3 separate regions of the Homo sapiens genome follow, and regions 1 and 3 are each linked to region 2. A link is a contact called in ENCODE Hi-C or POLR2A ChIA-PET data. All regions are on one chromosome and are shown on one strand. Each heading gives the region's core, a stretch centred on a gene start or an enhancer-like site at or near the end of the contact. The rest is flanking DNA. Distances are from core to core; before and after follow the strand shown.

Region 1 (2,700 bases), core at 24-2,523, 180 kb after region 2:
TTTTTTAAATAAAAAAGTCAAGCCAGGCACAGTGGTTCACGCCTGTAATCCCAGCACTTTGGGAGGCGTAGGTAGGCAGATCATTTGAGGTCAGGAGTTCAAGACCAGCCTGGCCAACATGGTGAAACCCCATCTCTACTAAAAATACAAAAATTAGCCAGGCGTGAACTCCACTGTGCCCGGCCTGCTAATGTTATATTTTCAGTAGGAAATAGGCTAATATTTCAGCAGGCTAATATTTTCAGTAGGAATTACAAGCTTTCTGATTTTCCCTCGAAAATTACTTAACCCTTTGGAAATATATTCTCACGTTATCCAAATTTTCCTAAGAATTCTTAAAGTAAAAATATGTCAAATTTTGTCCTCCCCAAATGGGCCACAACGTGCATTTCCATTGGCCCTCTGATCAAACCTAGTTCCAGTTTAGTTTCAACAATGAACCATCTAAGCCAGGCAAGAAATTTAACAACATAACACCAAATATCGGCCCAAAATGGAACCCATAGGTCCAAAATATGCCTAATAGTAACAGACAGCAATTGTTTAAAAGTAATTGCAAAGAAATACAGTAAGTCCAAATTCACTTTAGTTTCAATTCTGAATCATTTCTCAATCTCTAAACTGGAAAAAAAAAATTTAGCCATTTGTCACCTCTGACTAAATACAGGCTAAATGCAGGCTTCAGTCCCCAAATCACTAAGTGTGGAAAAAGTGCATGCCTTCAAGAAAAGTGCCAACGGGAGGATTTTCCCAGAAAGAGTGGTTCACATACACAGTAGGAAAATCTTGTATAGGTAACTTGGCTACCAATTTAATTCCCTCAACCAATTTGGAAACTAATGGAAGTAAATGACTAAGAACTAAAATACATCAGACAGCATGGAAAAAAACATACGTATTAAAAGCACACAATGTGATTTAAGTTTGTTTTTAATTGCCTTTTGCTGAAGTTGGAATATTAAATTCTTTTGCTGCAGATAAATCAGAAATCAGCTTTACTGGTTTCCTATAATGTTGCACTTAGAAATGTTCAGCTGCTATAATGAATTACATGACTACTTAAAGGGGTTTCTTACTCCTTGTACAATATTTAAAAGAATGTATTACATGTATATCTGCCTTATACTAACTAATCTTCATATCATTGGGTCTAAATTATTAAAGTGATATAAACTACCAGTTATTGGAATTAAACACCCTCCCCTTTCTCTAAAACTGTTAGCTTCAATGAGTACCCACGTCTCAGAAGCTATGACCATAACTACACTGAAACCATAAATTAGTGAGATTGGAATTCCCCCACAAAGGAGGGGGAAGATTCAATACCTTTTCTCATAGCTGTAGCAGGCAATACTCTCTTGGTTTCTCAGAACCACTAAGTACGGCAGTCTCCTCTGCCCAATGTAAAGTCAGCTGCCAGGCTATCTGTAACCAAACCGTAGAACCTAGTTTCCCTTTCTGAAAAGGTAAATAATCCTTCTGGCCTGATTTACCAATAAAGATGTGAGTAAAAAGAAATTATCAAGGAGAGCATACCCAGGCTTTAACTTCTTAATGAAGTTTCTTTTTTTTTTTTTTTTTTAGATGGAATCTCACCCTGTTGCCCAGGCTGGAGTGTAATGGCATGATCTCGGCTCACTGCAACCTCTGTCTCCCGGGCCTCAGCCTCCCAAGTAGCTGGAATTACAGGCATCCACCACTACGCCTGGCTAATTTTTTGTATTTTTAGTAGAGACGGGGTTTCACCTTGGCCAGGCTGTTCTCGAACTCCTGATCTCAAGTGATTCGCCCCACTTCAGCTTCCCAAAGCTAGGATTACAGGCATGAGCCACCACGCCTGGCCTGAAGTTTCTTAAGATTCCCCATCTTATAAGAAAAAGACAAACCTTGTTGGTAATGTTAATACCAATAAGTACAAATTGCACGCTCCATATCTCATATTCAGTCAGAAAAAAAAAATTAGCCTTCAGGGACACTGATAACTTTATTATATGTTAATGAATACAGTATCAAAAACATCTGGAAAAAGTACCCCTGTTAAAGAGCACAGCATTAAGAATTCACAGAGGCTGCTCAGGATAAAGCCAGGTCAAAACTAAGGTCAACATCCTTCAGGGTTTTCAATGTCAGGGTCATTCATGTACTGAGACTTAAACTTGATCCTGAGTATAATTTGTCAGTAACTGCCAAGAATTTAAAAAAGGAAAAACAATAATTTAGAGTGCCTGTATTATCTAATTTATAGTAGACTTCATTAACACCAGAGAAACATCACAATTCCTATACCCCTACAACTTTTTAATTATCTCTTCAAGACATCTTAAATGAAAACAGCATATTACTTATTGCCTCTCACTCTTAACTCCTTTTTCTTTATTCTTTGAGATTGCTGACTCAAAGCCATCTTGGGCAATAAAGACTGGTTCAGCATTCTTCCAACTCATCTAAAAAACATTTTACATTTAGTGGCAGTTCAGTCTTTAACCACAGATCACATTTCTTTTCTACTGATAAGCACTGTCACAAATCAGAATTAACAATACAATTTTAGCATATTATCTTATCAGACTTCATAATTCTCCACTGCTGCCTAGATCTTGATTTTTCAACTCTTATACCTACAACGGCTGCTTTTTAAAAAGGCATCTTAAAACAGGTCTTTCATTTAAGTTCTTTCTACAGCAAAGGCAGGGTAATTAG
Region 2 (2,700 bases), core at 82-2,581:
GGCCTCTAGATGGCACTCTCCTGTTTTCCTTTGGTCTCCACACACAATTTAGTGCATAAGATGACCAAAGCTGAATGGTGTTCAGTTACAGGCTTGCTTTAAAACAGATTTTTTCCAAGGCAATTTCCTTAAAAGCAAACAACAATAACAACAACACCACCACACACACAACCAAACCAAAAACAGTACCATAATAATTCCTAATTAGAAGATATATCTAGTTCAATTTCAGGATCTTGAAACCTCTATTCAGTCATCCTTAACCATTATTTGGCCTCAGATGCCTTGAAAATTCTCCAAAAAAAAAAAAAAATCTGCACAAGAATTTATACACAAGACCTTGCATGTAACTTTAGACTACTCAACGATGTCCTATGAAGCCTGCATAGATCCCCCAGACCCTGGTGTCTACAGGCCCCAGATTAAGAACCAAAACAATTCTTGGTTACAGTGTCAAGGGCAAGAGCTTTTTAATCTTGACTATCCTACATAATATCGAACGTGCCAAGGAACAGAAATTTAACATTTTTCATATGTGGTGCAGATGGAAAATATGACAAAATGCAGAAAGCTAGAGTATCATCATCAATTCATATTTCCTAAGTGTCATGTAGTTCATGAAATTAAATTCAGATGAGATTTGAAGACACCATTCTACATAAAACATGGAAACAGGGTGAAAACGAGGGGAATAGATGCTCTCAAACCTAAGAACACAATCACCCACAGGACATTCAATTTACAAGCATGGAAAGATGGAGCCCTCACATTAAACAAAACATCAACTTTTCCAGATACCAAGAACTACTCTATTTTATTGTCTAAAAGGTCCCTGTTGGCCAGGCATGGTGGCTCACGTCTGTAATCCCAGCACTTTGGGAAGCTGAGGTGGGCAGATTGCTTGAGGCTAGGAGTTCGAGACCAGCCTGGCCAACATGGTAAAACCCTGTTTCTACTAAAAATACAAAAATTAGCTGGGTGTGGTGGTACACACCTGTAATCCCAGCTACCCGGGAGGCTGAGGTAGGAGAATGGCGTGAACCTGGGAGGCGGAGCTTGCAGTGAGCCGAGATCGCACCACTGCACTCCAGCCTGGGCGACAGAGCGAGACTCCGTCTCTAAAAAAATAAATAAATAAAATAAATAAATAAATAAAAAATAAAAGGGCCCCATTATTTGCTCCCACCCAAAAGGCAGGGCCTCTGATGCTAAATGAAACTGAACCACTTTGGGCAATGCAAGAATATGCTCCTCTGCTTGTGTGTGCCAGAGAAGCAGCTTCCCTTCAGAGCTGCTTTCATCTGCTCCATGCAAGACGCCAAGCGGTCTCCGCAGTGAGAGTCACTGTGGGCCCAGGAAACCTGATCTGCCAACAGAACGTTAACTAGAGGATGTTCAGCACAGGCCTTGCCCTGCTGCGCTGCCAGGCATTTGGATGACTTTGTGGGGAGAGAGCTGCTGTATGGGCAGGGTCCTAAAATGAGAATTAAGTTGACATAGCCAGTGTGAGTCCGTATCTGTGAAAGCAACATTTTTTTTCTTTTTTTTTGTCCTTGATAATAAAACAAATTTCTCTAAGTGGTTACAACAAACCAAAACAATTCTTGGGAGATAAGTCTTCTCCATAAGCCGTGTGGATTTGACTGAAAATAGTAATGTCCCTTTGGCATACCAAGAGAGCAAAAATGAGAGAAAGATACATAGAAAAGAGTAAAAAAAATAGGGAAGAAGAGAATGAAAGACTAATAGAGCAATTCATTCAACAATATTATTTAATCATTACTAACATTTATTGACCATTTACATGATAGGCAAAGTGCTAAACCCTTTAAGTTAATTTAAGCATCTACTTCACAAACCAACCCAATACTATTATCTCAATTTTATAGACAAAGAGAATTTAAAATCAGAGAAGTTGAGAAACTTGATCAGATAATAAGAGGCCAAAGCAGAATACAAATTCTGGTCAGTCTTACTCCAGGGAGCTCTTAACCTACATGGTACCTAAAATAAACACATTATTGGTATTCTGGGTTATGAAAACAAACCAAAACAATTCTCTCCTCTGGCAGATCAGATGCCATGTCATCTTCACAGGTTCCATCATGACAGAATCACCCACAAGCTAGGTTAGTACAAAATGGGCCAGGCAAATAGATGGTGCAAAGACCAAGAACTAGCTTTAAGGGGAGACGGCAAGTTGGATGGATTAATGAGGCAGGGACATGAGAACACTAAATGGGGAGCGTTGTCTTATTCATAATTTTGCTGGTGAGGATTAAATACACTGTGGTAGAGCAAACTTATTTATATACTCTAGTTGTTGCAAGGTGATGAAGACTATGATGGAAGGCTTGAAACAGAAGGCTTCCCGAATCAAGGATCAAAGATAAGAGGAGATAGGTAAAAATTTAAGGAACCAGATCATCAGACTCTTCAGGCTGATCCTATGAAGGAGGGAAAGCCATTTGTCCCTGAAACCCTGCATGTGACACCAAAGAACAGAACATGGCAAAACAATCCTTTCCAGCTCTGTGGTGAGCAATGGCATAGAAGAAACTGAGTCATGGATTCTTTCTGACCACATAAAGCTGCTTTGAGCTGGTGGAAACAGAAGACATCTGTGTACCAGAAGGCACAGAAAGGCTTTCTTGCAGGCAAGAAAGTGCATGCTGCTTACAGGTGCTCAGAAGAAGGGGA
Region 3 (2,700 bases), core at 104-2,603, 150 kb after region 2:
GGTTATTATTTTTATTGTTAGGTGATTATTAACCAAGATGACGTGGTGAGTCAAGTGCACAGTCAGACCTGGAACTCAAATCCCCTGACTACCTCTCTAAGGCTTTTTCCACAACTTTATGTAACACTTGTGTTCAATACTAAGCCATTGTTATCAAATTCTCAAATTTGGGTTTTATACTAACCATTTGTATTGAAAAAAAATGGTGCCATGCATAAAACAAAATCCTTTAAGATTACATGAAATAAATGTAAACCCAAGGAATTGATGGTCTATCCAAGCCAAAAGGGGGAAATGTAGATAAAGGATATACAGTCGTGCACCATATACCAACAGAGGTCCTGTAAGATGATAACGCTGTATTTATACTGCACCTTTCCTGTTTAGCTGTGTTTAGATACACAAATACTTAACCGTTGGGTCACAACTGCCTACAATATTGAGTTAGGAAAATGCTGTATAGGTTTGTAGCCTAGGAGCAACAGACCATACCACATAGCCCTAGGTGGGTAGTAGGCTATACCATCTAGGTCTGTGTAAGTACACTCTTATGATGTTCCCACAAGGAAACAATCACCTAATGATGCATTTCTCAGAATGTATCCCCATCGCTAAGCAGTGCGTGACTATACTTGCATTCTACAATATGATATATCATGAATGGTTGTTAAGGCACTAATGAAACAATTTTGACCATTCTGAGCTGCTGTGTACTATTGACATGCTGAAGAAAACCAAAAAAGCCCATAATGTGGCTAAATAAGAACTTCAGCATGTACATATTGATCAGAACCCAACTATGATTTTTAACAATTAAAAATGTCCCAAAGCAAAACATGGTTGAACCTCCAGGTCAGATGTAAATATAATTTGATGAAGTCATCTAACCTACAAATTACATATTAATAAATGACTGAATGGGCATACCTCTGCCACAAGCCTTACGTGGACAATGAAGAGAAGGCTGGTGCTGGCAATTTAGTGCTCTAGTGTCTACCAGCTCTCCAGCTGCTAAGCTGTCCCTTTCATCAATCTAAAATGAGTCATCATTGTTTCACCCGTCTAAAGGGCAAGGCAAAAACAGTGAAATTAAGAAACTCCATGGAAAAAAGAATGGAGAAAATAAAGCCAGAGATGTCATTAAATGTAATACAAGTAAGGGGGTAAAAACATATTATTCAAGGAATTTCTAGGGCTAATGCAAAGCTACTTCTTACGGAAAACTTGGAAAATACTACCAACGTAATTTTGTTTCAGAACACAAGAATTTTTTCTAAAAAGTTGTGTTTATAAGCTCATGCATATTCATAAAGTGATTCATTTGGTAGGAACATACAGTCATCCAGATGCGATGAAAAAGCAACAGCTTTAAATGCTCAATCTACCCATCAGACTTAAAGGTTATAGTAGCATTTCTTGAAAACACATTAGTCATCTCTGCTCTAACTATACATCTCTGTAGAGAAAACATGGAAAACAGGGTTGACTGGTAGTACACAAGTTTGTCACTGCTGATCGTTAGAAAAGTCAAACCACATTCAAAAATAATATGGAACACTATTAATATCTGCATGTTTCATCATCCTGTAAATTTCACATCCTAGACCATAAGCATCACAAACAACTTTCAGGGAAGGCTGTTTTCTTTTTTTTTCTTTTTTTTATATCTGTTTGTTTGTTTGTTTGTTTGTTTGAGATGGAATTTCACTCTTGTCGCCCAGGCTGGATGGAGTGCAATGGTGCAATCTCGGCTCACTGCCACCTCCACCTTCCAGGTTCAAGCAATCCTCCTGTCTCAGCCTCCCGAGTAGCTGGGATTACACGCGCCCGCCACCATGCCCAGCTAACTTTTGTATTTTTTTTTAGTAGAGATGGGGTTTCACCATGTTGGCCAGGCTGGTCCTGAACTCCTGACCTCAGGTGATCCACCTGCCTCAGCCTCCAAAAGTGCTGGGATTACAGACGTGAGCCACTGTGCCCGGCCCAGGGAAGGCTGTTTTCTAAAACTGACTCCCCCTGACCCATCTTCAGCGTCTGAGCAAGTGATGAGACAATGGGACAATAAAGCAATGGGTCAACAATGGCAACCAAATTATAGCAAAACCAAGTAAATTGATCTTGTAATTGATGAGTACGTCTACCCAAAGTTTTAAGTAATTCTCCTCTCACTTCGTTCAAGACAATGCATTATGCATGTGCAGCCTACATATAGAAGATGCTTTTTATTACTGTTAACAATATTAACTAAAATTTGCAGAATATTTATTTTAAAAGCACTTTTATTATTACTACTACTACTGTTAATAGTATTACTACTACTACTACCACCTCCCTTTTGCAAAAGAACTAAAGATCAGAGGAGGGAAACAACCTGCTTAAAATTATATCAACACTAAGAAATGACGGTAGGACTCAAACTCAATTCCTATGACTCCAAAATCTGTGACTTTTTTCTTAAAGTTAAACCCTTTTTTCATTTTTCAGCATGAAACCCTTCATTCATTCACTCATATCTTCATCTACTCAAGAAATATTTATTAAACACCTACTACATGCCAGATGCTAATCTCAAGCCCTCAGGAAACAATTAAGAGTACACAGTTCCTGCTCTAGGCGGTAGAAAGCATGTGTTACAATCTAGTATAATAGGGACAGCTTAACAACAACAACAAAAGTACACCAATGTAGGAGGTGGCAGAA

The links. Hi-C counts contacts between places; a loop is a spot of excess contacts on that map. ChIA-PET counts read pairs that join two places held with the same protein, here RNA polymerase II (POLR2A). Pooled maps may share reads with other maps.
Region 1: a loop to region 2 is called in a pooled map, with 5 times the contacts of the local background. The contact joins two enhancer-like sites. A Hi-C loop is called at or near these places in 9 of 37 single-sample maps with no recorded cell type and 8 of 50 pooled maps. POLR2A ChIA-PET finds 5 or more read pairs at or near these places in 6 of 52 experiments (IMR-90, SK-N-SH, activated CD4-positive, alpha-beta T cell and 3 more).
Region 3: a pooled map shows a loop between it and region 2 (6-fold over the local background). The contact joins two enhancer-like sites. A Hi-C loop is called at or near these places in 1 of 168 maps with a recorded cell type or tissue (PC-3), 5 of 37 single-sample maps with no recorded cell type and 8 of 50 pooled maps. POLR2A ChIA-PET finds 5 or more read pairs at or near these places in 3 of 52 experiments (Panc1, activated CD4-positive, alpha-beta T cell and activated naive CD4-positive, alpha-beta T cell).

Annotation. Positions count from the first base shown.
Region 1 is chr11:117,062,023-117,064,722 of GRCh38, forward strand. All of the region lies in intron 1 of SIK3 (SIK family kinase 3), which reads right to left. Among named protein-coding and RNA genes, the nearest start is that of SIK3, 35 kb to the right of the region's middle. RefSeq lists enhancers at 1,217-1,326, 1,507-1,606 and a silencer at 2,388-2,588. Within about 2 kb of position 1,274, at least 4 of the 41 ENCODE cell types and tissues checked have a DNase peak (open chromatin) inside an H3K27ac peak, as active enhancers do.
Region 2 is chr11:116,880,005-116,882,704 of GRCh38, forward strand. All of the region lies in intron 6 of SIK3 (SIK family kinase 3), which reads right to left. Among named protein-coding and RNA genes, the nearest start is that of APOA1, 44 kb to the left of the region's middle. RefSeq lists a silencer at 51-100. Within about 2 kb of position 1,332, at least 3 of the 41 ENCODE cell types and tissues checked have a DNase peak (open chromatin) inside an H3K27ac peak, as active enhancers do.
Region 3 is chr11:117,025,783-117,028,482 of GRCh38, forward strand. The region is part of intron 1 of SIK3 (SIK family kinase 3); the gene reads right to left. Among named protein-coding and RNA genes, the nearest start is that of SIK3, 71 kb to the right of the region's middle. Within about 2 kb of position 1,354, at least 4 of the 41 ENCODE cell types and tissues checked have a DNase peak (open chromatin) inside an H3K27ac peak, as active enhancers do.